Regions from separate parts of the Homo sapiens genome. Here region 2 is linked to region 1. The links are chromatin loops, found by intact Hi-C in ENCODE. Cell type or tissue: mammary epithelial cell. All regions are shown on one strand. Each heading gives the region's core, and the rest is flanking DNA. Links, peaks and the distances in the headings are about the cores only.

Region 1 (15,295 bases), core at 4,504-12,503:
TCTTGGCCCTCAAGGAAGATGGCTGGGGCCTGCAGACCTGGACACAGGAGTCATGGCACCATGAGGGTATCGGGAGTTTAAGAGCCCTGATTTGCAGAGTTTTGGAAATCTGAAAGAAGGAAGGAAGGAAGCAGCATCCCAGCTGCACTCTGAAGGTAGAGCTGGGGTCAGCCAGGGGAAGAGAAAGTAGGCTCAGGGCTCAGGCACAGGGAGCTCACACACCTGGTGAGGTCAGCCCTGCAAGAGCAAAATCAAGGTGGGGGTGGGGAGGGGGGCAGGGCTGGGCAGCAGCCATGACGATCCTAGGAGGAGAGATGGTGCAGTGGTGAGACTAGAGAGGAAGGGATGGATTCTGGGATGCTTGGCAGGGAGAGTCTGCAGGGCTTTGTGATAGATGGCAAATGTGTGGAGGGACGCCTCAGGAGACAGGAGCTGAGGATGAAGCCCAGATTTTCTGGCTGGGTCTGTGGGCTCTGTGGGCGAAGATGAAATTGAGGAAACTGTATCCCAGGGGAAGAGTATGTTTCCAGGAGGGAGGCTTCAGTAGGTCCCAAGCTCTGGAGAGGTCAAGTTAGCTAAGGGTTGAACAGTGTTCATGGAATTCAGCAAAAAGGAGTCAGCTGGTGGCCTTGGTGAAAGCAGTCTGTGGTGTGATGGGGCAGAAACCAGACTGGAGTGGATTGGCTCTTGACAAGGAGATGAGATATATACTGCAGACAGTGCTTTCAAGAAAGGGACAGAGTGTTAGCTGGAGGCAGATGTGGGGTTGAAGAAGGGTTTTGTTTCAAGATGGGAGAGGCCTTCTTAGGTGCATCCAGTGGGAGGTACAGTCCAGTGACGGGTTGGTGAGCTCAGACTAGGAAGTGGGAGGTTTCCCGGGATCCTTAAGGACCACAGTGATGCCAGGGATGTGGATGTACAAAGGGCCCGTGCCGCCCCGCTGTGGTTTTTTCACCTACAAGGCTTGGCAGTTTAGGCATAGACTTGAGGTGGCAGAAAGCCAGACTGTTGCAATTGAGGCTTTGCTGGCAGCTTTGGCAGAAGGACAAAGGGACAAGTGAAGTTACAAGAGAGTAATGGAAATAAGGCAGTTTGGGTTCTTGGATAGATGCAGACAGAATTGGAAGCAACAGTATCGTGGAGAAAACTGTAGAGTTTCAGGGTTTGCATGAGATCAGAGAACAGTTACAGCCAGAGGCAGTGTGGAGTTATGAAGGGCACAGATTTAGGAGACACACAGCCTAGGTTTGAATCACAGCTCTGCCCTGTATTACCATGATGTCTGTGACCTTAGGCGATTCTTCTAACCTCTCAGTCCTCTGTTTTCCAATCCATAAATTAGCAACAGCAGTAGTGCTAACTAAGGGTTGTCATGGCACTTAAATGCGTTAATATATATAAAAGGCGGCCGGGCGCGGTGGCTCATGCTTGTCATCCCAGCACTTTGGGAGGCTGAGGCCAGTGGATCATGAGGTCAGGAGATTGAGACCATCCTGGCCAACATGGTGAAACCCCGTCTCTATTAAAAATACAAAAATTAGCCAGGTGCGCACCTGTAGTCCCAGGTACTCCAGGAGGCTGAGGCAGGAGAATCGCTTGAACCTGGAGGCGGAGGTTGCAGTGGGCCGACTGCACCACTGCACTCCAGTCTCGGCAACAGAGCAAGACTCCATCTCAAAAAAAAAAAAAAAGTATACATATATGGCTTAGAACAGTGTTTGTGCTGTACCCGTGTTTGTACAGAGGTAGCAGTGGAGTTACAGTCGAGAGTAGGGTGTCAGAGTTTCTCAGAGGTGGAATGGCTCAGGGTGATGACAAGGGTGGTAAAGTCCTGAAGGTAATGAGGTATGAGGAAGTGTAGCTGAGGTGGAATGAAGGAATTGAGCATTGGAGATGAGAAGTCAAGAAACTAAGAGGCCAGAGGGGTTGGGTCGTTGGGCAAAAGATGCTGAAGTTCCTCAGGCTGGAGAGGAAAGTGGAGCTAGTTCCAGAGCCTTGGAGGGAAGGAGACAGACAGGAAGGGCAGTTCCACTCCTGCCAGTCTGAAGTCCTCTCTCTCCACCCCTCCGGCTGGATCCAGGCAGCTGAGTTGCTTAGGGTAGACGCAGAGGCCCAGATTGAGGTTAGAGATCCCAGTCTGGCCACCTATATAACCCCTGCTGGGGACTGTGGCCTGAGGATTCTGTTGGGGAAGTGCGAGAGCACCAGGAAGGACTGGAAGGGAGCATCTTTGCCTGGATTGTTACAAAGGCTTGGTCTAACCAACACAGACCTGTGATCGCTCAAAGAAGCCTTCGGAGTCTTGTGCCACTGGGGCCTCTCAGCTGTGCTGGAAGCCAGAGCTTGCAGGGCCTGCAAAGACCATCTAGATCAATCTCACACTTTACCAATGGCAAAGCTGAGCCCCAGTGACGGGAATGGTGAGTGCTTGCCTTTTGCCAGCATGGAGACCCCTTGTGAATGGGGAGGCACCATCAGAGAAGCCAGAATGGAATTCCTGTTCACCCATCACCTCTCCCAGGGGCTCCTGCTCTCAAGCACCTTCCCTCCACCATCACACTTCCAGGCAAGGAGAAGTCTCCAGGGCAGCAGCTCATCTCCACCAGATAGGCAGGCAACTGACAGTGTGTGATATGTTGGCCTGTGTCTGCAACTGTCTGTGTGCAATGCATCTATGCATCTGTGTTTGTATTTCTGGATATGTCCGGTCACTGCGTGTGTGTCTGTGTGTGTGTGTTCGTGCATGCACATGGGCTCAGAGAGGAAGATGATAGATCCCAGGAATCAGACACAGGAGCTGGAAAGCCATGCCTTCAGGCTTCATCCTCAAACCTTGTTTCCAGCTTGGAGACTGTGTGTGTGTGTGTGTGTGTGTGTGTGTGTGTGTGTGTGTGTGTGTGTGCGCGCGCGCGCGCACGCGCACACGCACATGGACACATGTGTGAGTATGCATGTATATATGCCTGTGTCTATGGTGAGGACAGGCCCATGGATTGGCTAGGGTGAGGGTGATGGTAGCTCTTTGGGCTCTGGGTATGCAGAATTCAGTTGGCAGAAGCTGAGAGCTCCCAAGGTAGTGAATAAGCCCCAGCCGGCGATGAGTAAGAGTGATGTGGGAGGTTCCTGAGGATGCGGGTGCTGGGAAGAGGGCTGGCCCAGATTTCCAGGGACTGAGAGGGAACAGAAGGGCTAAGACTAAAAGGAACAGAGGAGTTCATAGTGAGCGGTAAAGAGCTCAGACTGAGCAAGTGAGGGGCTCAGCCTCCCATGGAGGACAGGGGGCTGGGGCCCCTGGCTGATGTCTGGACTGAAGCCCCCACGCCCAGAGGTTCTTGGGCCTTTGGACCAGGAATCTGGAGCCAAGAGGCCTGGCAGCTACCTCTAGTCAAGCAACTGCTCTTGTGCAACACAAACATCCCAGAACCATGGGTTGGGGGCAGAGGGGGGTGCAGGCTGACCTGCTGACCTGAAGGGACTTCAGACAGAGACTCCCTCTCCAGGAGCTCTTGCCTTCACCTACTTAGGACCACCCCCTTGAGCCCAAATTTTTTAAATAAGCAAACATCTCTGTACCTTTCAGTAAACAGCAATTCTAATGAGCCAAAAACATGAGCTTTTCAATCTGACAAAACTGGGTTTGAATCCCAGCTTTCCCTATTGCAGCTGAGTAAACCAGAGTAAGTCCCTTCACCTCTTTAGCCTCGGTGTCCTCACTGTGAACTGGGGGCAGGACTGCAACAGCTCACAGGGTTGTAGTGAAGGTTAAATGTGCTAATGTAGGGAAAGTGCCTAGCAGAGAGTTGCTGCTCAATATGAGTGCCCCTCCCCCTCAACAAGAACCCCTGTGCAGCAGCTGATTTCCCAGGGAAATAACGGAATCCCAGCCTAAAGCAAATAATCTGGTACAATGAGCAGGTACAGCCATATACATTTATATGTATACCTATACATAAATGTGCCATATATACATATATGTATACATATATGTAAATGTGCCATTTTATGAGACCTTTTGATACACTGACAGTAATTTCTAAACAGGTCCTCATTTCCACCTTTACAAACCTCAAGTAGTTGAGGGTGGGGCAGCAGATTGATTGATGAGGGACCTCAGTTTGGGGACAATAACCTCATTATACCCCTCCCTTCACATTCAGACAACAAAGGCCCAGAGAGGGACCCCAGCTCTCCCAGGCTGCCCAACCAGTGTCTGCTCCTCCCCCAAACTGCTTGTGGACTGGACTCCCCATGCAGAGACCATGAGGCCTCCCTAACCAGAGGCAGGGCAGCAGGGAGGGTGAATTGCTTGGCCAGGGTCATGGGCAGCTGAATGGCAGTGTTCAGAGCCCTGGCTGGTTGGGAAAGGGCCTGGTTCTGGTCTGGCTTGGCCCTAGCCCTCCTCTACTCCAAGCTTCAGTTTCCCACTTCTGAAGATTTAGGGATTGAACTAGATGATCTCCATGGGCTCAGCAGCTTGGAGTACTCACTAAAGTGAAGGTCTTCCAGTCCTCGCAACTCAAGAGTCAGAGCAATGTCCCTCCCTCCTGCTCAGGCACTGGGGTTGAAGGCTGGACTTGGAATGAAATAGAAGGGGCTTAGAGGACTGGGGAGAGCAATAGCATCAACTCAGAGTCCTGCTTCCATAATCCAATAGGCCAGCCTGGAAGTGGCACGTGTCACAATTCCCTGGCCAGAACGTCACACAGTGCCACCTAATCACAAATTAGCCAGAAAGTACAATCTTAACCTGTGCTCAGTAGAGTGGAAAACCAGAAAGATTTAGTGAACAGTGCCAAGGACACCCCACAACAGAGCTAGCCAGAACACCCACAACAAAATAGAACCAACACTGCAACAGCAGCCACAGGAGGCCACAGTCCACCAGATGAAATGGTGGTGCAAATTGAATTACAACAGCTGAGCAGCCTCAACACCTCACCCCTGCACACTCCCAGATCCCAATTAACCAGGGCGGAGGGCAACCTCGGGAATAAGCCCAACACCCACATGTTCTTAGTCCTTTTTGTGCCCAGGGCAGAGGTCCTTTTGTCTTATAGTCACTCTGCCTCCCAGGAGCAGATAAGAATCAATCATTCATTAGCAATTAGCACTTAGAAGCTCAGCCCCTGGGCTGGAATTATTTTCTGTTGAACCTAGTTTGCTAAACCAAGGAAGAAGCAAAGTGATTTTTACCTTCCTTGAACCAGAGAAAACCTGTCTTCCTCTGTGGTTGACGTTTGAGCAGTGTAAGTTCTAATTACAGGAGCTTATCTACAGGGCCTCAGAAGAGCCTGTGCCCTGTGCCTCAGTCATTCAACAAACATTTAGCAAATCTAGCACTGTGCTAGGTTGAGAGCTCAGGCTTTGGATCAGTACACCAGATTTCAAATCCTGGCACCACACTGCAATTGAGCGGTTTGGGATGAGTTTACTTAATCTTTTTCTGTCTCAGTTTCCTCATCTGTAAAATGGAGATGTAAAAGTAATACTTAATCTTATGTTGTAAAAATTAAATTGGATATTATTATAAGTGCTTAGCATAGCATAACTTAGTTGTAGATCTAATTGTGCTAATTTCAGATTATCATCTAGACTTCTGTTTCTGGCTAAAGTAGACTAGCTTCTATCAGACCAATTTACCTGCTGAGGATAACTTTAAAAGCTGGATTAAGCATTTAAGAAATCTGTTTAAAGGCATGGGAGAGCTACGAAGGCACTGAGGACTTGAGGGGGCCAAGATTGTGGAGAGAAGTAATACTAGATTTTGATTTTTCCCTAAAGGCATTTTCCAGTTTGTAGGAGGCAGTGGTCATGAGACTGGGGAGTCAAATTTGAATTTGGGGACTAAAAAGGGAACAGTTTTTATTGGGAAGACCAAAGAAACACTCTAGGAATAATGGCTAACCAGATATAGACTAGACTCAGGAAGACTGGAACAAAGTTTCCAATCAGTATAATCCTCGATTGGGTTAAAGTGGCCTGTCCTCCTTTAAGTGCCTGTCAGAAGCAAAAGTAAATCCCCTCTGGAGAAAGATGGCATCATTCAGAGCCTCATGCTAGCTCTGTAAGTTTTTATACACAATGTTGGACATTCAATAAAAAATTATCTGGCATTTCAGGAGATAAGACCAAATGAACAAAAGCAATAAAACAGACAAGAGCAATAAAACAGACAATAGAAACAAGCCCACTGGAGATCCAGATGTTGGAGTTTTCAGATATGGACTCTAGAAGGTTTAATATGTTCAAGAAAATTAACAACAAGGGAATCTTTCAATAGAAAACTGGAATCTATGAAAAAGAATCTAGTGGAAATTCCAGAACTGAAAAGTTATAACAAATGAAATCAATAACTCCGTTGATGGATTTAGCAGCAGAAAAGACACATGTGAAAATAGGATTAGTAAACTAGATAGTAGAAAAATATTTCAGTAGAAAAATATCCAGACTGAAACAGAAGGAAGGAAGGAAAAGCCTAGAAAATATAGAATAAAGTGTAAAAGAGACATGTGGGGCAATAGCAAATGGCTGAACATACAAGCAATGAAGGTCCCAGAAGGAGAGGAGAAAGAGAATGGGGAAAAGATAAGAGCTGACATGTTTCCTGAACTGTGGGGTGATATGATGCAGCCACAGATTGTAGAAGCACCAGGAAGGATACATACAAAGCAAATATCTACAAAGAAGGATAAATACAAAGAAAAACTCACTTAGGCACATCACAGTAAAACTGCTAAAACCTAAAGGCAAAGGAGAGTCTTCCCCGTATGGGAAAAGAAGCAAGATCTTGGCCGGGCGCAGTGGCTCACACCTGTAATCCCAGCACTTTGGGAGGCTGAGGCAGGTGGATCACGAGGCCAGGAGTTCGAGATCAGCCTGGCTAACATGGTGAAACCCCGTCTCTACTAAAAAAAAAAAAAATTATCTGGGCATGGTGTTGGGTGCCTGTAATCCCAGCTACTCAGTAGGCTGAGGCAAGAGAATCACTTGAACCCAGGAGTCGGAGGTTGCAGTAAGCTGAGACTGCGCCACTGCACTCCAGCCCAAGTGACAGTGCAAGACTCTATCTCAAAAAAAAAAAAAAAAAAAAAGGAGAGGCAAGATCCCTGGACTCTCCAGCCCGCAGGGCCTTCCTGACCCTCATCCAGTGTCAGCTTCCAGGAGGCTGATGTGAAGTGAGGTGAACCAGACTCCCTCCTCTCCATCGGGGCACCCTCATACTGAGCCCTCCCCACAGGAAGGGAACCCCTGCCTTTTTCAGATTATGTCAGATGTTGATGAATGAGGTTGGGGAGAGGCTTGAAAGGGGAAGATTTGGGAATCTCACAGCCCCTCCGAGGATCAAATCCTTCTCTTTAAAATTAAGCAAGATTGTGTGGGGTGTGAGCCAGCTCATCTGTTTTCTGACTCTGGTCTCAGAATGTCTATTCTTCCTTTTAGTCCAGCCACCAGAGCCCCAATCCACTTCCCTCTCTGAGCCTCAGTCTCCTCAGTTGCAAAATGTGGCTATTAAAAACATTTTTTTTAATTTTTTTTATTCATAAAAAAAAATAAATAGATGCAGGGTTTTGCCATGTTGCCCAGGCTGGTCACAAACTCCCAAGCTCAAGTGATCTGCCTGCCTCAGCCTCCCAAAGTGCTGGGATTACAGGTGTGAGCCACCAAGCCCAGCCAAAATATGGCTATTAATAGGCATCAAGCAGTAGTAGATTGTGATGTCATAGATGTAAAAGTGCTTTGCAAACTGTAAACTGCTGTACCCTTTTAGTGGTTGCTATCCCTGCCTGGCAGGACCATCAGCAGCAGGTTAGAGAGCAAATGTTCATGCAGATGAGGAGCTTCCTCAGGAATCTGTGGTCTGTAGATGCCCTCAAGGGTCAACATGTGCTTTCTTTGCTAAGATTTGGGGATTTCTGACTTCCTGCCAGCTTGGTACGGCAACAAGGTGATTCTGGCTAGAGTCTCAGTAGGGCTGCCACCTCTCAGCATGGTGCCAGGAGAGGGAGCCCTGGAGTCATCAGCTCTGGACAGGCCTGGAGGTGGCCTTTCAAGTCCTCTGACCTGCGCATCCTGTGTGTTGCAAGTGAAGGATCTGACACTAGCCTTCATTTTCACTCAGTCATCAAGCTTTCTCCATCTCCACTGGGTATAGGGTTTGGACACTCAGAAAGGTACCTCCACCTGGGAGACAGCCCAACTTTTCTGTTTCCAAAACCAACATGACCAACCTCCCAGATTTGAGACTTCATGACTCCCTTCTCTGTCAACCAGCACCACAAGGGCATGGTTAACATTTATTAAATACTCACTGTTCTAAGCGCTTTATTTAGCTTAAAGTATTTAATTATCACTGTACCCTATGAGGTGGGTTCTATGATTAGCCCCACATTACAGAAGAGAAGATGGAAGCAGGAGAGTCAGGCCCCCTGTGAAGGTCACACTCACTCACTGCTCCTCACCCTGCATGCTCCCCTCAGACCCGCGGTACCATCTGATTACTTCCCTTTCATCCCCATCCAGGACCCTTTTCTGGCATTTTTTCCCCACAATTCTAACACAGCTCACTAGCTAAGATCTCGTCCTTTGAGGGCCTTTGTACCAACTATGATCTTATGCGTTATAGAACAGAATTCTCAAATAGAAATCATAAATCCCTAGACTCTAATTTTATTACTCTTGTTTCTGCATGCATTTCCAGAATTCTAGAATCCAGTGATAGATCCCAGAACCAGAGACATCTAGAGAATCCTAGAAAGGAATTCTAGCATCCAGCAATTAGGCTTTTGAATCCAGGTTCAACAGTAAAACAATGGGGAGTGGAATGGAGGTAGGATTGGAATTTAATAGAATGCCCAGTCTAGAAAGGGCCCTGGTGCTTTAGATCTGCTCCAGCCCAAGCCAGCCGATGTGGGGACTGTGCCCTCTCACTGACCGTCTGAACCATCAGGAGCTCCTCACTCTCACGTGGCCACTCACTCCAGGGCCTCATCTGATGTTCAGGAGAGTCAGTGTCATTGCTATGCCTACCGGAGTCTAGGGTGGGGATACTGAGGCCAAGTGGCATGGTCATTTGGGTCCTGGTTCTGGATCTTGGATAAACTGCTAGACCTCTGGGAGCCTCGGTTTCTTCATCTGAATAAGGGGGTGGGGGTGGGGGGCAAGGTCAGATGATTTCCAAGGCCTCTTCCACTTGAGAGAGTGAGTTGCCTAAATCCCAAGAGCTGCCATTTGCCTTACTAGTTAGGACTACTGAAGACGATGATTATCATGTGATGAGCACCTAAGCTGAACTGGACACTGTGCTGAGCACTTTCCAGCCACTATCTCACTCAAATGAGTTCAGGTAGGCTTCCTGGAGGAGAGGGGTTGGAGGGGCAGCGTCTGTTTGGAGGACAAAAAAGTGAGGAGAGAGGGAGGATGGCAAGATTGGCCACGAGGGACCCCCGGAACTAGGTGGGGAAACAAGTCGATTCTTCACATATGGGATGGTTTGTTGCTTCCCAGAGGCAGAGGCAGGGGGCTGGCCAAGATGACCTCTGCCCACCCAGGCACTCAGTGTAGCTACAGACGGAGCCTAGGACTGGAGGTCAAGATACCCTGCTGACGCCGCCCTCTTGCTGTGTGCCCACAGGACCAGCGTGAGGAGGCTCCTGGCAGTTGCCCACAGGACCAGCGTGAGGAGGCTCCTGGCAGTTGGGCTGTTCCGGGCCGGCGGCAGGAGGGAGCTTGATGCGTGCCTGGCGTGCGCAGGCCGATGCCGCCGGCAGAAAAGAGCGAGGGGCCACCGGTCCCGGCGCCCGCGGAACGCGCCCGGGGCCGGGTGCCCGGCCTGCCGTCGCCGGCGCTGTGCTGCGCCTGCGGTCTGTGCGCGCTGCTGGCGGGCGTGAACGTGACGCTGGCAGGCGCCTTCGCCTCCTTCTTGCCCGAGCACAACGCGCTGCTCGTCGTGGGGCTGGCGCTGCTGGTGCTGGCGCTCGGCTTCTTCGCGGCCTGCTGCGTGTGTAGCCGCCGGGGCCTCGCGCCCCGTGGGCGCTCGGCGGCCGCGGCGGGCCCGGGCCAGGGTGGCGGCCGCGCCGGGCCCGTGGCGCTGGAGATGGAGAGCAGCGAGCCCACGGCACAGGACACCACGGCCGTGCAGCTCAGCCCTGCCGTCTCCGCCGCGTCCTCCGGCTGCTCCAGCCCCGGCCCCAGCCCCCTCGCCCTGGAGGCCCCGGCGCCCGCGGCCGTCTGCGCGCTGCGCTCGGAAGGAGTCCAGCTCAACCCACCCCGGGCGCGCGCCGCCCCCTAGCGGACCAGGGCCCCGCCGTGACTCCGCTGTCCGGGTTCATTCCCCTTCCTTCAGTGCCATTTAAGGGGGGAAAAGAAAGAAAAGAAAAAGAAAAAAGAAAACCTTTTCTTCCTTCCTTCCTTTCTTTTTTACAAGGGTCTGGTGCTGGGCTCAGGTGGCCTCATCTTTTCCATCTCCCAAACTCCTGGGTAGAATGTGGTGATGGTGTCAGGGGTCACACCCCAAAGAAGGGAGCAGCAGAGCCTTGGCCCCTTAGACAGGGTCTCTGGTCTCTAGTAAACCTTACCCATCCAGCTTGCTGAAAGTAGGCCCCTGGACCCTGGAACCCTGACACTGCCACCTCCCCCTGGCATTTGGGCACTGTGAACCAAGGAGCACCCACCCTGAAGGGGCTAACCACCAGCAGTCCCCCCAGTGAGGTGGGAGGAAGAGAGGGAGAAGGGTTGAATGTCAGCCTGGGCTGTCTCTGTCCTTGCACACACCGTGAAAGGCTTCCAGTCCCCTCTCCTGCCCCTCCCCACCTTCCTTGTTTCTACCCCAACATGACCTTTGGGATTCATTTGGCTGAGAAGCCGTGGCTCTGACTTGGGCCAGGATGGTCCCTAGAATTAGGGCCGGGGTGAGCACTCCCCACCCTTTCTGTCTGACTAAGAGCAAGAGTAGCTGAGACTGGGGCCCTGACAGAGGTGAGTGGTGAGGGAGCTTCTGCAGCCCTGAAAGTCCTAGTGTGACTTTCACTGCCAGCAATGCTGGCCCCCACCCACCCTGACTGTGGCACACCATGCATTCCTGCAGTGCCTTACTCCTCAATAAAGCACCTTTGGAGTCAGTCCTCTGTGACAGTGCAGGCCGGGAGGGAGGGGTGGCTGTGGGGCCTCTGGCTAAGCACCCTGGGTTCTGGGGCCCTCCCAGCCTGTGGCTGAGTGCCTGAGCATCCTGGTACCAGCCCCTCCTGGAGACCTAGAAGGCGGCTTCAAGGGAGAGGAGTGTGTGACTATGAGTAAAAGACTGTATCTAAGACTGTGTGCCCATGAATGTGGGAACAGATGGGTCAGATTGGGGGACTGGATGAACATAGGAGTGTGACTGTGGGTGTGATTGCCTGGCTCCTGTAAGAGGTGGGGAGTGGCAGCGTTTGGGTAACAGTCTGACATCACACATGCATGTGGAGGTGTGAGGGCAGCAGTAGTGGTTGAGGGCATGGTCACTGAGCAGGGTGAGGGGAGAAGTGCTCCACGGGGCTGTGCAAAGCCCAGACACTGCCCAAGCTAGCTGGACTTGCCGAGTTTGGGCCCGGCCTGTGGTTCGTCCAGGTGAGGGGGTAGGTGAGGGGGCCAAGTAGAGGAATAGGGGCTGCCTTGCAAAAAAGAAAAGGGGTCAGGGGACTGAGGAGGAGACACTGCAACTCTGGGCCAGCCCTTCGTCTCCATGCAGGTACCTAGGCAAGCAGTGACTGGGGCACATGCTGACCCACTGCCCCCGGCTGGCTATGACTCCCTGCCCATCCACTCCTGGCTTCATCACCAGCCTCCCTTTCTGTTTCCAAGACAGGCTTTGCTACTACTCTGCCATGACCCAGACACTTCCCACCAGCCCTGGGCTCTTCCTTCCTCTGGCGCCATCTCCACCTCTGTCTCTCCTGCTGTCTCCTCTCCCACTGACCTAGAGAAGAGCAAGTCTGCCTGAGCAGGTGCTGAGCAGGCCATCTCTATTAATTTGCACGTGTCAATGGGCCTTAACCTTTGAAGCTCCCAGTACCTACAGCTGATGACCTATTCTCTGAGCTCCCCAACCCCACCCTGTATGTGTGTAAGGAAGGCCACTTCCCCAGGCTCCAGTCCTGTCTCTTCTGGTGCATTGGTCTGCAGCTTTAGATGCCACCTGCTGCTGTGGTAGAGCAGTAGGTGAGAGGGGCCACCGCTGATGCAGCCTTGGGGTGTGGTCAGAACCACCCTTCTCCTACCACCTTAGGATTCTAGCCCTGCAATGCTAGGCTCAGCCGAACCCCTCTCCCACCTGCTGTTAGATGCCTGGAATTACATTCTCTTTCCTGTTCCCCCACAAGACTTCCAGATCCTGTTCTGCAAGCCTGGCTGCTGCAGAGGAAGAGTGAGCCTACGATAAAAACTCAGGGCAGTGGGACATGGATCAATGGTGTGGGTAGAATGGATCAGGGAAGGCGGGACATTGGCTCCCTGGAGTCCCTTCCACTTACACCCCCAGCTGAAGGTCATCATTTGTCTTTTCTCTGCCCCGCTTCCTCCACGGGCACACCAGAAGAGATTTTCCAGATCCAGTGCCCCAGGGCTCACCTTCCCAACAGCTCCAGTCTGCCACCGTGGGGACTCCTCACTTCACACCCCTTCCCTGGGTGACACCCAGGGACAGGCCCCTCTAGGGCAATATGGCCAGCGAGGCCCTAGGGAAGCCCCACTCTCCTACACATGGTGAGGCTGGAGGGTGTGCTCTGTCTCACACCTCTGCAGGCCCCTCCCAGGCAGGCTTCAGGCCCTGAAAGGGCCTCTGGGAGGCAGGTTTCTGTTGAGGAGAGGACATGATTCTGACAGCACAGAAGCATCAAGCTCCCTGACCTTGGGGAATTTGAGCAGGGACCAGTAGTTCCTGCAGGGATGCTGCAGACCGGCCCTGGAAGGAGGGTAAAACCTTCCACTCCCACCCTAGGCCCTGAAAGCCTCAGAATTGAGGCAGTAGGGCCTATCCTCAGAGGCACAGGGACTGTGGTAGAGGACACAGAGCTGGTCCTTCTAAAGGAGGGGTACTCCCCAGGGCCTGGGGGCGGGGGGGCTTTAGGGTGCTACACGTGGTGAGTGGCCCCTGCCTCCCCAAGGAAACTACTGCTGGCCCGGACAAGGCAGCTCATTAAGGGAAATGAGGTTTCCCCCATGCTTCTCCCTCTAGGAGAAATGAGGGCAGCCACTTAGAACCTCTTTGTATTATTATCTTGAGATAGGATCTCTCTCTGTTGCCGAGGCTGGTGTGCAGTGGCACAATCACAGCTCACTGCAGCCTCAACCTCCCAGGCTCAAGTGATCTTCCCACCTCAGCCTCCCAAGTAGCTGGGACTACCAGCACACCCCACCATGCCCGGCTAATTTTTTGTATTTTTTGTAGAGACAGGGTCTCACTATGTTGCCCAGGCTGATATTGAACCCCTGGGCTCAAGCAGTCCTCTCACCTGGGCCTCCCAAAGTGCTGGGATTATAAGTGTGAGCCACTGTGCCCAGCCTTAGAATCGTTTTTTTTTACTAATTAATTTAAGAATTCCTGAGCCCTGCTATGTTCCCTGCTATGAGGGAATATAATGATGAACAAGCTCTCAGGGAGCTCACATTCTATTTGGAGGAGACAGACAATAAAGAATTAAATAAGTGAGCAAATGAGACCAAAAAAGCTTAGCTAGTGAACAGCACTACACAGAAAATTACAATAGGATGTTGTGATAGATAGAGGCACTTGTCGGATGGTTGGGGGTTTTTCTCTGAAGAGGTGGCATTTAAGCTGGGCTCTGAATGGTGAGTCAGCCATGCAAAGGTCTAGAGCAGGAACATTTCAAGCTCAGGAAACAGCCAGTGCCAAGCCCTAAGGTGAGAATGAACTGGCCTCTGTGTGTCAGAACAAGAAAGAAAGGCTGTTGAGACACAGATGGAAGATGAAGCTGGAGAGGCGGGGAGGGGGTATTGCTTAGCTCATGGAGGGCTTAGTAAGCCCGGGTGAGGAGTTGGGATTTGATTCTTGGTGAGATGGGACCCACTGGAGGGTTTTAAGCAGGGAAGTGACATGATCTGATTTATGATGGTAAAGACTGCTCCACCTGCTGTGTGGAAGTAACAGAGTGGCGAGGGGCAAGAGGGAAAGCAAGGCTAGGAGGGGCAGGCTAGGAGGTCACAGCAGTGAGACATATGGGCACTGGGACTAGGGTGGTTGCTTGGAGTAGACAGATTCTGCACCTCTTGGGGGAGTTTTGGGGGCATGAAAGAGAAGAATCCTGAGGAAGTTCTAAAATTTTGGTTTGAGCACCAGGGTGTATGGTGGAGGATCTGGATTTGGGAAAAAAGGGACATCCTGGTAAGGCAAAAGACCTGTTAGCCCAGAGGGACTGTCCCACAGAAACTGGAGCCACAGCTCTGAGTTCTGGAAGAGGAGGCGCTGGGATGGAGACGTAGAAGCTGTCGGCATGTGGGTGGTGGTGAAACTCCAAGGAGACAGGAAGACAGAGAACCCGGAAGATAGAATAGTCTAACTGCAGACTCCAGGGGGAGCAGGGAGCCCATGCTGCTGACTTCTGAATCCCACTCAGCCTTCTGTGATGCCAGGAGCCTTCTGATGAGAACTGTGGACTAGGAGTGGGGGATTAGGGAGAAGTGGAATGTGAGCACGAAGAGGCCAGATTCTGACTTGTTCACAGCTGTACCTTCGGTGCCCACCTGGCACAAGGTAGGTGCTCAATAAGCACCTGTGGACTGAAGGAGGAAGGAAAAGGTGTGGATCTCATCGCACAGCTGAGATTCCAGGTCCCGAGTAATACGGGTTTGTCAAGATGCCTAACTCTGGGCAGGAAGGGAGAAGATTTCATATGTCTGAGAGTTCCCCTAACCAATTGCACAGTTTTCTATTTCTCTGTGGGGAGGTGGGATGGCACGGGAAGGAAGGGTTGACTAGATCAGCGCCAAAGGACCAGCCTGAGGGCCAGGCTCCCCAAAGCAGGAGATGGCCAGATGGAGGGACCAAGCCTGAGGAAATCGGCACTGTTGGGGACTGCCACCAGAGGGCACCCCGGGCACATGGCAGGAGATAGACACCACTCAGCCCAACCAGACTGCACAATTTTGCCTTTTCCTCTTCTGAGGTCCAAGGCCCTAAGAAATGGGGGAAGAGGGGGAGTTAGGTCACTCAGATTTACTAAGTGACTCATCCAACCCTGGAACCTGACCTTATTACAGAGAGAGCCTGGATCCTGGACAGAAACTTAGCCTTTATCAAGGTCAC
Region 2 (15,295 bases), core at 3,181-11,180, 460 kb before region 1:
AGAGCCTAGAAATAAAGCCACATACCTATACAAACCAGATCTTCAAGAAAGGCACCAAAAATAAATAATGGGGAAAGAATACCCAATTCAATAAATGATACTGGGAAAACTGGCTAGCTATATACAAAATAAAACTGGACTCCTACTTCTCACCATATACAAAAATTCACTCAAGATGGATTAAAGATTTAAATATGAGACATGAAAGTATAAAAATCCTAGAAGAAAACTTAGGAAATACTCTTCTGGCCAATACAAAGAATTTATGACTAAGATCTCATAAGCAAATGCAACCAAAACAGAAATAAACAAACTGGACTTAATAAAACTAAAGATCTTCTCCACAGCAAAAGAAAAAATCAACAGAGTAAACAGACAACCTACAGGAGGGGAGAAAATATTTGCAAACTATGCATGTGAAAAAGGACTAATTTTTAGAATCTATAGGAAACTTAAAAAGCTCAAAAAGAAAAAACTAATAACTCTATTTACAAATGGGCAAATCAGGAATTTGAGACCAGCCTAGGCAACACAGGGAGACCCTGTCTCTACAAAAAGTAAAAAATTAAGCAGGTGTGATGGTGCACGCCTGTAGTTCCAGCTACTTGGGAAGCTAGAGCAGGAGGATCACTCGAGTCCAGGATGTCGAGGCTGCAGTGAGCTATGATCACACCATTGCACTCCAGTCTGGGTGACCTGGATGACAGAACAAGACTAGGTTTCTAAAAAACAAACAAACAGAAAAACCTACAAAAAACAAACAAAAAAACCTAATAAACCACTAATCTTCACTTTATGCATAATACTAAATCAAAACTGTATTAGCTCCTTATTTTTAATAAAAAACACCTCCTTTCAAAAATAAAAAAAATGATAAATGGACAAAGAACATGAACAGACCCTTCTCAAAAGGACATAAAAGTGGCCAGCAAAAATATGAAAAAATGCTCAACATCAATAATCACCAGAGGAATGCAAATTAAAACCACAGAGATACTATCTCAAGCTGGTCAGAATGGCCATATCACAGAGTCTAAAAATATCAAATGTTGGCAAAGATACGTAGAAAAGGGAACACTTATCCACTGTTAGAGGTAATGTAAATTAGTCCAACCCTATGGGAAACATTATAGAAATTTCTCAAAGAACTAGAAATAGAACTACCATTAAACGCAACAATCCCGCTGCTAGGTATCTATCCAAAGGAAAAGAAATCATTTTCTCGAAAAGACACATGTATGTTTACGGCAGCACTCTTCACAATAGTAAAGGCATTGAATCAACCTAAGAGTCCATCAACAGTGGACTGGATAAAGAAAATGCAGTATATATACGCCATAAAAAGAATGAAATCATGTTCTTCACAGCAAAATGGATGCAGCTGGAGGCCATTATCCTAAATGAAATAATTCCCCAGACAGAAAATCAAATACTGCATGCATGTTATTACTTGTAAGTGGGAGCTAAACAGTGGATACACATGAACATAAAGATGGAAACAATAGACACTGGAGGCTCCAAAAGTGGGATAAAGCAAGGAGGGCAAGGGTTGAAAAGCTACCTATTGGGTACTATGTTCACTATCTTGGTGATAGGTTCAGTAGAAGTCCAAACCCCGGTGTTACACAATATATCCATGTAACAAACATGTACATGTACCTCCTGAATCTATAATTTTAAAATATCTTTTGAATAAACTCCACAGGAAAAAGATGAATTCCTTAGTAAATAAATCACTTTAACATTTACAAAAAAAATACTTCTGCATGGGCTATTCAGTTTTTGTAAAGGAGTAGACATAAACAAGATATGTAAGATTGCATCAGCATCAAACTCAACTTTATCAAACCCCAGAAAACAAGTGCCTGGGCTCATCTACCCACAGGAGAAACTGCTTCAAAGTGCCACCACGGGGATCAACTGCCTCCCTCAGCCTTTGTTTTGCCTAAACGCTGAACAAGGAAGCTTTCAGCAACAAAAATACCAAGTTCCTTTTTACAGTGTGGCACCCAAAACTGATCTGAGTCTCTTCAGGATGGTGATGTAACCCATCCAAAATCTGACTCATTCCTACTCTCCCTCGTTTGTCCAATCAGCAGGTATTCCTTGGGCATCATAAACAGGCACAGGCCTCTGCTTCATACCATGGGAAGCAAAAGACATAGATGCTGAGTTACCACCTTCCAAGAGTTTCTGGTGGAAGTGTCTGGGTAACAAATGAATTGGAAAGATATTTAGTTGTTGATAAACCTTGACAATCACAAGGACAATTTTCTAAGATGGAAGCTCATACTCTACATACAGTTCTATATTCTGCTTTTATTACTTTGTTATACTCTTATTCATATCATTAAACATTCTCCATAAACATCATTTTCAATGACTATGTTACTCCTAGCCCCAAGTTTTGCCATTCACTTTCACACAGAAACCACCCCGAATAGAGAGGCTTGCTTGCATTTATGTCAATATGTGTAGTTGATAACCTGACACCTCATCCTGCTACTTGGAAACACTGGAAGAAACATGGCAAACATGAAATGTCACCTGGAATGTTTAGGAGCTGCCACCTGGCCTGGATGCTCAACCTAATCATTATCTCCTTTACATGGATGGTGAACAGCAAAGTCTCCTGAGCCAGACTGCCTGGGTTAGAATCCTGGCTGTACCTCTTACCAACAGGGGGACACTAGTGTTGCAGCTACCCTCTTCATGCCTTAGTTTCTATATGTACAATATCAGATTTCTTTTTAAGAAACAGTTTCGTAGAGTTGTTGTGATAGAAAGTATGTAAAGTTGTTTGTTCAATGCCTAGAACATAGCCAGTGCCCGCTACATGTTGTATATTACCACATTATGAACTCAACTGTTTTAAGAAATGAGTACCCAAAGACAGAAACAGCCAAAACCAGGTTTCACAGACAGGCACTATGACTCTACACCTCTTTCTGCTGCTGTATCTCAGGGGGTGAATAAAAACCAGGTGCTGAGCCCAGCATGAAAAGTGTCAGTGTCCGGATGATGTAGTGAGGAAAAGGAGCAACAGAACTAAACGAAAGGCAGCTGAAATGGGGTGTACGTTGTTGCATGGCCTTCTGCCGTTGGTTTTGGATGGCATCCAGGACTTAGAGGAGAATGAAAAGAACTCTGGCCCTATGAGTTTTATAATGAATTTCTTGTCACAAGGCAGGGGCACAAAGGGGAAAGTGATGGGAGTAAGACTTAAGGTGGGTGAAAGAGCAGGTCAGGAGGAAACTTGTGATCCCAGTGAGAGCTGGCTTCTAAAACTTCCGAGGAATTTTTCAAGAAATATCTGTTGTGTCTTACTCTCTGAACTCTGGACATTGAATTTGATCTTAGAGAAAATAAATCATGAAAAAAGTGAGAGTGCAGAACTTGAAGATAAAATGTCCCATCCCTTGCTCCTCTATCTGTGATCTCCATGATTTTCTCGGTGCTTGTCCCTCTACCTAGGACTCTCTACCCGGTTAACTCCTATTACTCTTCAAGACCTCATTCTTCCTTTTTAGATTTTTCCTTTCCTGGATGGATATTTCACTTCCCTAGTAAAGCCTTATGATATTTTATTGAACAGTTTTAGTTTTCTGCCTTTAGCCTCTAAATTATGAGCTCAAGAAACATTTGCTGAATGAAAGAATGACTTAAATCTATTAGGTACGTAGCATAAAGATTATGCTCCCACCTTACAACAGAAAAAATTGAGGCTCAGAGACTTTAAGTTTCTATCAACATATATAGTGAGCCTGAGGCTTGAGGCTCCTGAGTCCAAGTCCAGTGCTCCATCCACCAGCACCATCACCTTGGGCGATGACTGAAGGGTGGACAGGGCCAGCCCCAGGTAATATTTCAGAGGCACCTGGGACAGGGAGTATTGGAGTAGAGAAAGAGTCTAATCCATCTTTGACTCTCAGTGGGTGTTTTATTTTTAACAGAAGTTTCTACTCCTCTGTAATCATTTTCTCATTACTGAAATCCAGGTAATAATAAAAGCAGCCACATGTTTTGAACATTCAGTAAATTAGACTATAAATTCCTAAAGTCACAGTTCATTTCTGTTTCTATACAGCTGTGCCCCCCATCTGGCATACTGCCTGGCACATAGTAGGTGTTTGTTGAATATTTTTGAGTGATATGGACAGGGGAATGTGGGTGTGTGCATGGCCATTACTATGGACAGCTCACGAAGCTTTCCTCTTGCTATTTCCCCAGGTGGATCCTGCACAATCAATCAATTCTGGACACTGGGGTCCAAGATCTTCCTTCCCACTTTACCTTCCCCACAAGTAGACAGGGGATCTCACAGGACTTGTCAGAGGTGGTCAGGGATAGTCAGGGGCAGTCAGGGACTGACAGGGGCACTCAGTGATCCAGCAGGTGCTGCGGCATGAGTGTCTCTGTGCTGAACCCCAACAGACTCCCAGATGGTGTCTCAGGGCTCCTCCAAGGAGCCTCACTGCTGAGCCTGCTTCTGTTACTATTGAAGGCAGCCCAGCCCTAACTGCACAGGCACTGCCAGCACTAAGGGAATGGTGGGCATAAAGTATACTACAAGGCTACAGTAATCAAAACAGCATGGTACTGGTACCAAAACAGATATATAGACCAATGGAACAGAATAGAGCCCTCAGAAATAATACCATACATCTACAACCATCTGATCTTTGACAAACCTGACAAAAACAAGAAATGGGGAAAGGATTCCCTATTTAATAAATGGTGCTGGGAAAACTGGCTAGCCATATGTAGAAAGCTGAAACTGGATCCCTTCCTTACACCTGATACAAAAATTAATTCAAGGTGGATTAAAGACTTAAATGTTAGACCTGAAACCATAAAAACCCCAGAAGAAAACCTAGGCAATACCATTCAGGACATAGGCATGGGCAAGGACTTCATGTCTAAAACACGAAAAGCAATGGCAACAAAAGCCAAAATTGACAAATGGGATCTAATTAAACTAAAGAGCTTCTGCACAGCAAAAGAAACTACCATCAGAGTGAATAGGCCACCTAGAGAATGGGAGAAAATTTTTGCAATCTACTCATCTGACAAAGGGCTAATATCCAGAATCTACAAAGAACTCAAACAAATTTACAAGAAAAAAACAAACAACCCCATCAAAAAGTGGGCAAAGGATATGAACAGACACTTCTCAAAAGAAGACATTTATGCAGCCAAAAGACACACGAAAAAATGCTCATCACTGGCCATCAGAGAAATGCAAATCAAAACCGCAATGAGATACCATCTCACACCAGTTAGAATGGCAATCATTAAAAAGTCAGGAAACAACAGGTGCTGGAAAGGATGTGGAGAACTAGGAACACTTTTACACTGTTGGTGGGACTGTAAACTATTTCAACCATTGTGTAAGTCAGTGTGGTGATTCCTCAGGGATCTAGAACTAGAAATACCATTTGACGCAGCCATCCCATTACTGGGTATATACCCAAAGGATTATAAATCATGCTGCTATAAAGACACATGCATATGTATGTTTATTGTGGCACTATTCATAATAGCAAAGACTTGGAACCAACCTAAATGTCCAACAATGATAGACTGGATTAAGAAAATGTGGCACATCTACACCATGGAATACTATGCAGCCATAAAAAAGGATGAGTTCATGTCCTTTGTAGGGACATGGATGAAGCTGGAAACCATCATTCTCAGCAAACTATCACAAGGACAAAAAACCAAACACCGCATGTTCTCACTCATAGGTGGGAATTGAACAATGAGAACACATGGACACAGGAAGGGGAACATCACACACCGGGACCTGTTGTGGGGTGGGGGGAGGGGGGAGGGATAGCATTTGGAGATATACCCAATGTTAAATGACGAGTTAATGGGTGCAGCACACCAACATGGCACATGTATGCATATGTAACTAACCTGCACGTTGTGCACATGTACCCTAAAACTTAAAGTGTAATAAAAAAAGGAAGTCTATAATTATTTTTAGTGGAAAATCACAAATATTTAACAGAATGTGGGAAAATTGGAACTCTTACAAATTGCTGGTGAATATAAATTGGCATATCAATTTGGAAAACAGATCTGTGGTTCCTGAAAAAGAAAATCACAAGTGCCATAGGATCCAGAAATTCACACCTGGCTATATAACCAAAAGAATTGAAAACAGGGATTTGAACAGATACTTGTGAGCCAATGTTCATGGCACCATTATTCACAACAGATGTAAGATTGAAAGAACTCAAGTGTCCATTAACAGACAAATGGGTACACAGAATGTCCTATATACATACAATATTATTTCATCACAAACAGGAGTGAAGTTCTGATTCATACAACAGCAGGAATGACCTTGAGAACAGTATGCTAAGTGAAAATAGCCAGACATAAAAAGACAAATACTGTAATAAGTCCGCTTATAGGTAGAGGAATAGGCAAATTCATAGATCCAGAAAGTTGATTAGAAATAACCAGGGACTGGGGGAAGTCAGACTGGGGAAGTATTGCTTAATGGTTACAGAGTTTCTGTTGGAGTGAAGAAAATGTTTTGGAAATAGGTAGTAATGAGGTTTCTAAATCATCATGAATTTCATTAAAGCCATTGAACTGTACAATTTAAATTGGTTAAAGTGTCTATTTTTATATTCTTCAACCTCTGCCTCCCGGGTTCAAGTGATTCTCGTGCCTCAGCCTCCCAAGTAGCTGAGATTACAGGCGTGTGCCTTCGCACTCAGCTAATTTAATTTTTTAAAAAATTTTTAGTAGAGACAGGGTTTCACCATGTTGACCAGGCTGATCTTGAACTTCTGATCTCAGGTGATCTGCCCACCATGGCTTCCCAAAGTGCTGGGACTACAAGCGTTAGCCACCATGCCTGGCCTGAATTGAGTTTTCTTAATGACAGTCCTGGGAGTGGGGAGAGGAGCGGATGATAACGTCTGTTGAGTGGGATCTGTTTCATACCAGGCACTTTGTAAAGCCAGCTCATTTCATTTTCCCAACTCTTTATTAAGATTAAGATTATTGTCTCTATTTTGCAGAGGAGAATCAGATCTATAAGACTCCAAAGCCTCCTCCTTCCCACGCATCACAATGCCTCTAATGTGCTGAGAGGTGTGCCCTCCGAGTCGCCGGCCAGCGTATTCCTTTCCAACAGGCTTGTCCTCCTGTCACTCCCGAGGCTGCTTTAAGTTTGCTCTGCGCTTGCTTTGGCCCTCACATGGGGGAAGCCCAAGCCTCTTGGAACGCATCTGTGTCCTCTGCCTTAAGTGGATTTTCACCTACCCCTCCCAGTGGAGGCTTCTGAGGTAGAAAATACAGAGGTCAGATGATGGCCACTAAGTGTATACAGCTCCATGGATGATAATCAAACAAGGGTGCTTTAACTGCAGCAGGAGGAACTGGGATTAGCTCTGGGATAGGACTTCTGCCCAGTGAGAGATGCTAAGTTGTAGGAATGAGCTAGGGGAGGTAAGCGTGGAATTCCCTTTGAAAAGCCTGTAAGAACAAGCTAAATATTCAGCCGTCTGGGGCTTACTGTGGAGAATTAATGAGGCCCCTTGTGACAGCCCTGCTAAGCCTCCCTGGAAAACTACAAATCCATGATGTCAACTGGTCATTAAAATCCAGGCTCTCGTTTCTTGATAAAATTTAACGTAGGCCAGTAGGTGGCAATAAGTTAACAGAAATGAGGCCTTCTTTGAAGTGTAGGGCTTCTTTGAACCTTGAGAGAACGCATTAAAAGCAGTCTGGAAGGTTGCTTCTGGGAGCAAGAGGGGGAACATTTCTGTGAATCCAGTGCTGATTGAGGTGCAATTAGCAGATCCACTAACGGGATGCCTCTCCTGACTCTTTTTTTTTTTTTTTAAGTTCTGGGATACATGTGCAGAACGTGCAGGTTTGTTACATAGGTATACATGTGCCGTGGTGGTTTGCTGCACCCATCAACCCATCATCTACATTAGGTATTTCTCCTAATGCTATCCCTCTCCTAACCCCCCGCCCCCAACAGGCCCCAGTGTGTGATGTTCCCCTCCCTGTGTCCATGTGTTCTCATTGTTCAACTCCCACTTATGAGTGAGAACATGCGATGTTTGGTTTTCTGTTCTTGTGTTAGTTTGCTGAGGAAGATGGTTTCCAGCTTCATCCATGTCCCTGGGAAGGACATGAACTCATCCTTTTTTATGGCTGCATAGTATTCCATGGTATATATGTGCCACATCTTCTTTATCCAGTCTATCATTGATGGGCATTTGGGTTGGTCCTAAGTCTTTGCTATTGTGAACAGTGCCACAATAAACATACATGTGCATGTGTCTTTATAGTAGAATGATTTATAATCCTTTGGGTATATACCCAGTAATCGGATTGCTGGGTCAAATGGTATTTCTAGTTCTAGATCCCTGAGGAATCACCACATTGTCTTCCACAATGGTTGAACTAATTTACAGTCCCATCAACAATGTAAAAGCGTTCCTATTTCTCTGCATCGTCTCCAGTATCTGTTGCTTCCTGCCTTTTTAATGATCGCCATTCTAACTGGCTTGAGATGGTATCTCATTGTGGTTTTGATTTGCATTTCTCTAAGGGCCACTGATGATGAGCTTTTTTTCATATGTTTGTTGGCTGCATAAATGTCTTCTTTTGACAAATGTCTGTTCATATCCTTCACCCACTTTTTGGTGGGGTTGTTTGTTTTTTTCTTGTAAATTTGTTTATGTTCTTTGTAGATTCTGGATATTGGCCCTTTGTCAGATGGACAGATTGCAAAAATTTTCTCCCATTCTGTAGGATGCTTGTTCACTCTGATGATAGTTTCTTTTGCTGTGCAGAAGCTCTTTAGTTTAACTAGATTCCATTTGTCACTTTTGGCTTTTGTTGCCATTGCTTTTGGTGTTTTAGTCATGAGGCCTTTGCCCATGCCTATATCCTGAAAGCTATTGCCTAGGTTTTCTTCTAGAGTTTTTATGGTTTGGGGTTTTACATTTAAGTCTTTAATCCATCTTGCATTAATTTTTGTATAAAGTGTAAGGAAGGGATCCAGTTTCAGCTTTCTGCATATGGCTAGCCAGTTTTCCCAGCACCATTTATTAAGGGAATCCTTTCCCCATTTCTTGTTTTTGTCAGGTTTGTCAAAGATCAGATGGGTTGTAGATATGTGGTGTTATTTCTGAGGTCTCTATTCTGTTCCATTGGTCTATATATCTGTTTTGGTACCAGTACTATGCTGTTTTGGTTACTGTAGCCTTGTAGTACAGTTTGAAGTCAAATAGTGTGATGCCTCCAGCTTTGCTCTTTTTGCTTATGATTGTCTTGTCTATGTGGGCTCTTTTTTGGTTCCATATGAAATTTAAAGTAGCTTTTTCTAATTCTGTGAAGAAAGTCAATGGTAGCTTGATGGGGATAGTATTGAATCTATAAATTACTTTGGGCAGTATGTCCATTTTCATGATATTGATTCTTCCTATCCATGAGTATGGAATGTTCTTCCATTTGTTTGTGTTGTCTCTTATTTTGTTGAGCAGTGGTTTGTAGTTCTCCTTGAAGAGGTCCTTCACATCCCTTGTAAATTGGTATTCCTAGGTATTTTATTCTCTCTGTGGCAATTGTGAATGTGTGTTCACTCATGATTTGGCTCTCTGTTTGTCGATTATTGTTGTGTAGGAATGCTTGTGATTTTTGCACTTTGATTTTGTATCCTGAGACTTTGCTGAAGTTTCTTATCAGCTTAAGGAGATTTTGGACTGAGATGATGGGGTTTTCTAAATATACAATCATGTCATCTGCAAACAGAGACAATTTGACTTCCTCTCTTCCTGCTTGAATACCTTTTATTTCTTTCTTTTGCATGATTGCTCTGGCCAGAACTGCCAATACTATGTTGAATAGGAGTGGTGAGAGAGGGCATCCTTGTCTTGTGCCTGTTTTCCAAGGGAATGCTTCCAGCTTTTGCCCGTTTAGTATGATATTGGCGTGGATTTGTCATAAACAGCTCTTATTTTGAGATATGTTCCATTAATACCTAGTTTACTGAGAGTTTTTAGCATGAAGGGGTGTCAAATTTTATTGAAGGCCTTTTTCTGCATCTGTTGAGATAATCTATTGAGATAAATAATCATGCGGTTTCTGTCATTGGTTCTGTTTATGTGATGCATTATATTTATTGATTTGCATATGTTAAACCAACCTTGCATCTCAGGGAGGAAGCCAAATTGATCATGGTGGATAAGCTTTTTGATGTGCTGCTGGATTCGGTTTGCCAGTATTTTATTGAGGATTTTCCCATCGATGTTCCTCAGGGATATTGGCCTGAAATTTTCTTTTTTTGTTATGTCTCTGCCAGGTTTTGGTATTACGATGATACTGGCCTCATAAAAAGACTTAGCAAGGAGTCTCTCTTTTTCTATTGCTTGCAATAGTTTCAGAAGGAATGGTACCATTCCTGTTTGTACCTCTGGTAGAATTTGGCTGTGAATCCATCTTGTCCTGGACTTTTTTTATTGGTAGGCTATTAATTACTGCCTCAATTTCAGAACCTGTTATTGGTCCATTCAGGTATTTGACTTCTTCCTGGTTTAGACTTGGGAGGGGGTATGTGTCCAGGAATTTATCTATTTTTTCTATATTTTCTAGTTTATTTGTGTAGAGGTGTTTATAGTACTTTCTGATGGTAGTTTGTATTTCTGTGGGATCAGTGGTGATATCTCCTTTATCATTTTTTATTGCATCTATTTGATTCTTCTCTCTTTTCTTCTTTATTAGTCTGGCTAGTGGTCTACATATTTTGTTGATCTTTTCAAAAACCCAGCTCCTGGATTCATCAATTTTTGAAGGGGTTTTTTATGTCTCTTATCTCCTTCAGTTCTGCTCTGATCTTAGTTATTTCTTGCCTTCTGCTAGCTTTTGAGTATGTTTGCTCTTGCTTCTCTAGTTCTTTTAATTGTGAAGTTAGAGTGTCAATTTTAGATCTTTTCTACTTTCTCTTGTGGGCATTTAGTGCTATAAATTTCCCTCTGAACATTGCTTTAGCTGTGTCCCAGTGATTCTGGTATGTTTTGTGTTTGTTCTCCTTGGTTTGAAAGAGCTTTTTTGTTTCTGCCTCAATTTTGTTATGTACCCAGTAGTCATTCAGGAGCAGTTTTTTCAATTTCCATGTAGTTATGTGGTTTTGAGTGAGATTCTTAATCCTGAGGTCTAATTTGATTGCACTGTGGTCTGAGAGACTGTTTGTTATGATTTCTGTTCTTTTGCATTTGCTGAGGAGTGTTTTATTTCCAATTATGTGGTCAATTTTAGAATAAGTGCAATGTGGTGCTGAGAAGAATGTATATTCTGCTGATTTGGAGTGGAGAGTTCTGTCGATGTCTATTAGGTCTGCTTGGTGCAGAGCTGAGTTCAAGTCCTGAATATCCTTGCTAATTTTCTGTCTAGTTGATCTGTCTAATATTGATGGTGGGGTGTTAAAGTCTCTCACTATTATTGTATGGGAGTCTAAGTCTCTTTATAGGTCTCTAAGAACTTGCTTTATGAATCTGGGTGCTCCTGTATTGGGTGCATATATATTTAGGATAGTTAACTCTTCTTAATGCATTGATCCCTTTGCCATTATGTAATGCCTTTCTTTGTATCTTTTGATCTTTGTTGGTTTAAAGTCTGTTTTATCAGAGACTAGGATTGTGACCCCTGCTTTTTATTTTTTCTTTCCATTTGCTTGGTAAATATTCCTCCATCCCTTTATTTATTTTGAGCCTACGTGTGTCTTTGCATGTATGATGGGTCTCCTGAATACAGCACACCAATGGATCTTGACTCTTTATCCAATTTGCCAGTCTGTGTCTTTTGATTGGGCATTTAGCCCATTTACATTTAAGATTAATATTGTTAGTGTGAATTTGATCTTTTCATTATGATGCTAGCTGGTTATTTTGCTCATTAGTTGATGCAGTTTCTTCATAGTATCAATTGTCTTTACAATTTGGTATATTTTTGCAGTGGCTGGTACTGGTTTTTTTTTCCATGTTTAGTGCTTCCTTTAGGAGCTCTTGTCAGGCAGGCCTGGTGGTGACAAAATCTCTCAGCATTTGCTTGTCTGTAAATAATTTTATTTCTCCTTCACTTATGAAGCTTAGCTTGGTTGGAGATGAAAGAAAAGAAATTCTTTTCTTTAAGAATGTTGAATATTGGCCCCCACTTTCTTCTAGCTTGTAGGATTTCTGCAGAGAGATCCACTGTTAGTCTGTTGGGTTTCCCTTTGTGGGTAACCCGACCTTTCTCTCTAGCTGCCCTTAACATTTTTTCCTTCATTTCAACCTTGGTGAGTCTGACAATTATATGTCTTGGGGGTGCTCTTCTCGAGGAGTATCTTTGTGGTGTTCTCTGTTTTTTCTGAATTTTAATGTTAGCCTGTCTTGCTAGGTTGGGGAAGTTCTCCTGGATAATATCCTGAAGAGTGTTTTCCAGCTGGGTTCCATTCTCTCTGTCACTTTCAGGTACACCAATCAAACATAGGTTTGGTCTTTTCACATAGTCTGATATCTCTTGGACACTTTGCTCATTTCTTTTCATTCTTTTTTCTCTAATCTTGTCTTCACGCTTTATTTCATTAAGAGATTTTTAAGAGATTGATCTTCAGTCTCTGATATCTTTTCTTTCATTTGATTGATTCAACTATTGATACTTGTATATGCTTCATGAAGTTCTTTTGCTGTTTTTCAGCTCCATCAGGTCATTTACATTCTTCTCTAAACTGGTTATTCTAGTTAGCAATTCATCTAACCTTTTTTCAAGGTTCTTGACTTTCTTGCATTGGGTTAGAACAAGCTCCTTTAGCTCGGAGGAGTTTGTTATTACCCACCTCCTGAAGCCTGCTTCTCTCAATTCATCAAGCTCATTCTCCATCCAGTTTTGTTCCCTTGCTGGTGAGGAGTTGTGATCATTTGGAGGGGAAGAGGCATTCTGATTTTTGGAATTTCCAGCCTTTTTGTGCTGGTTTCTCCCTATCTTCATGGACTTATCTACCTTTAGTCTTTGATGTTGGTGATCTTCGGATGGAGTTTCTGTGTGGACAACATCCTTTTTGATGTTGATGCTCTTCCTTTCTGTTTATTTGTTTTCCTTCTAACAGTAAAGCGTCTCTGCTGCAGGTCTGCTGGAGTTTGCTGGGGGTCCACTCCAGACCCTGTTTGCCTGGGTATCACCAGTGGGGGCTGCAGAACAGCAAAGATTGATGGCCCTGTTTCTTCCTCTGGAAGCTTCATCCCAGAGGGGCACCCACCAGATGCCAGCCGGAGCTCTCCTGTATGAAGTGTCTGTCAGCCTCTGCTGGGAGATGTCTCCCAATCAGGAGACATGGGGATCAGGGACCCAGTTGAGGAGGCAGTCTAACCCTTAGCAGAGCTCGAACGCTGTGCTGGGAGATCCACTGCTCTCTTCAGAGCCAGGAGGCAGGGACGTTTATGTCTGCTGAAGCTGTGCCCACAGCCACCCCTTCCCCCAGGTGCTTTCTCCCAGGGAGATGGGGGTTTTACCTATAAGCCCCTTACTGGGGCTGCTGCCTTTTTTATCTATTTATTTTTTTTGAGATAGACTCTTGCTCTGTCACCCAGGCTGGAGTGCAGTGGCATGATCTCGGCTCACTGCAAGCTCTGCCTCCCAGGTTTATGCCATTCTCCTGCCTCAGCTTCCCGAGTAGCTGGGACTACAGGCTGCTGCCTTTTTTTCAGAGATGCCCTGGCCAAAGAGGAGGAATCTAGAGAGGCAGTCTGGCTACAGTGGCTTTGCTGAGCTGTGGAGGGCTCTGCCCAGTTGGAACTTCCCTGCTGCTTAGTTTACACTGTGAGGGGAAAACCACCTACTCAAGCCTTAGTAATGGCAGATACGCCTCTCCCCACCAAGCTTGAGCATCCCAGGTTGACCTCAGACTCCTGTGCTGGCAGCGAGAATTTCAAGTCAGTGGATCTCAGCTTGCTGGGCTCCGTGGGGGTGGGATCCACTGACCTAGACCACTTGGCTCTCTGGCTTTAGCCCCCTTTCCAGGGGAGTGAACAATTCTGTCTCACTGGCATTTCAGGCATCACTGGGGTATGAAAAAAACTCCTGCAGCTATCTTCATGTCTGTCCAAATGTCCACCCACTTTTGTGCTTGAAACCCAGGGTCCTGGTGGCATAGGCACCCCAGGGAATCTCCTGGTCTGTAGGTTGCGAAGACCGTGGGAAAAGCGTAGTATCTGGGCTGGAATGCACTGTTCCTCAAGGCACAGCCCCCCATGGCTTCCCTTGGCTAGGGGAGGGAGTTCCCTGACCCCTTGCGCTTCCCAGGTGAGATGACACCCCATCCTGCTTCAGCTTGCCTTCTGTGGGCTGCACCCACTGTCTAACTAGTCCCAGTGAGATGAGCCAGGTATCTCAGTTGGAAATGCAGAAACCACCCACATTCTGCATTGATCTCCCAGGGAGCTGCAGGACAGAGCTCTTCCTATTCAGTCATCTTGCCAGCCTCTCCTGGTTTTTTTTTTTTTTTTTTTTTTTTTAAAGGCAGAGCAGGGAGGAGTTAAACACTAGTTCTTCAGTGGGATCATCCCAGAGGACACATTGGGATTCATCAAGAAGAAATGCAACCCACAGAGAGAAGAGTGAGACAAGACAACTGCTCACTGGGGATTGGTGCAAGGGAGACTCCCCACTGGGGAAACAGTGAGTGAGCAAGAGCCCCCAGGACTCACATTTCTGCCTTAGACGTTTGCAAACCTGGGCTCAGGAAATTCCACACACCCTCCCCGCCCTCCCCCACCAACTTTCTCTCCCCTGGGCCTCCAGACTGACACCAGAGCTGCTCGGCAGAGCTGCTGCTCAGGCCCACATGGAGCCCCAAGGGCCTTGTACTCCTGAGCACTCCTGCACCAGCTGCTGTAGCTCTGCCAACAAGGGAGGCCTGGCTCTCTTGCATGCCCTCAGGATAGGGGCTGTACCAATGATGCTGAGGGGTGAACAGACTGCAGGCATAGCATCCACTATACCTTGCCAAATAAAGCCCACTGACCTGGGACCCCAGTGAAGCCACCCCACTCCCCACCACAGCACTCGGACCAGTGGCAGCTCTGTATTATCTGGGCTGGAGCTCCCAGAGGTAATGGACATGCCCACCATTTTTGCCACTGCTGTAGCTCCCACCTCTACTGCCCTCAGGCTGGGAGGAAGCAAGAAGCCTAAGGACTATCACGGGCCTTGAGAACACTGCAACTGCCTTACAGAAATGTGCCCAGACTGTTTTCCATGCACGTCCCTGCCTCTGCTA

The links. A loop is a pair of places that touch in the nucleus more often than their neighbours do. Peaks named below come from ENCODE experiments on the same cell type or tissue, not always from the same donor. Only the 100,000 strongest peaks of a DNase experiment are listed, where the experiment ranks them.
Region 2: it touches region 1 in a loop (4-fold over the local background); 3 of 110 quality-filtered maps call a loop at or near these places.

The regions. Positions count from the first base shown.
Region 1 is chr1:46,527,987-46,543,281 of GRCh38, reverse strand. It overlaps TMEM275 (transmembrane protein 275), which reads left to right and starts at 7,767. Exons shown (of 4, transcript NM_001396071.1): 1 at 7,767-8,171; 2 at 8,699-8,827; 3 at 9,241-9,343; 4 at 9,632-11,116. The coding sequence starts at 9,755. The coding sequence ends at 10,288. It overlaps MKNK1-AS1 (MKNK1 antisense RNA 1), which reads right to left and starts at 4,586. Exons shown (of 8, transcript NR_038403.1): 1 at 4,488-4,586; 2 at 2,273-2,352. RefSeq lists a cis regulatory region at 7,144-7,240 and silencers at 9,883-9,972, 10,103-10,302. In mammary epithelial cell, for the core only: CTCF peaks have their summits at 8,004 (motif pointing right), 10,303 (motif pointing left) and 12,296; no DNase peak of the experiment used is centred there.
Region 2 is chr1:46,983,613-46,998,907 of GRCh38, reverse strand. It overlaps a transcript of CYP4X1 not described here and the pseudogene CYP4A43P. Among named protein-coding and RNA genes, the nearest start is that of CYP4X1, 32 kb to the left of the region's middle. RefSeq lists an enhancer at 14,744-15,295. In mammary epithelial cell, for the core only: a CTCF peak has its summit at 7,660 (motif pointing right); no DNase peak of the experiment used is centred there; H3K27me3 peaks cover 225 bases.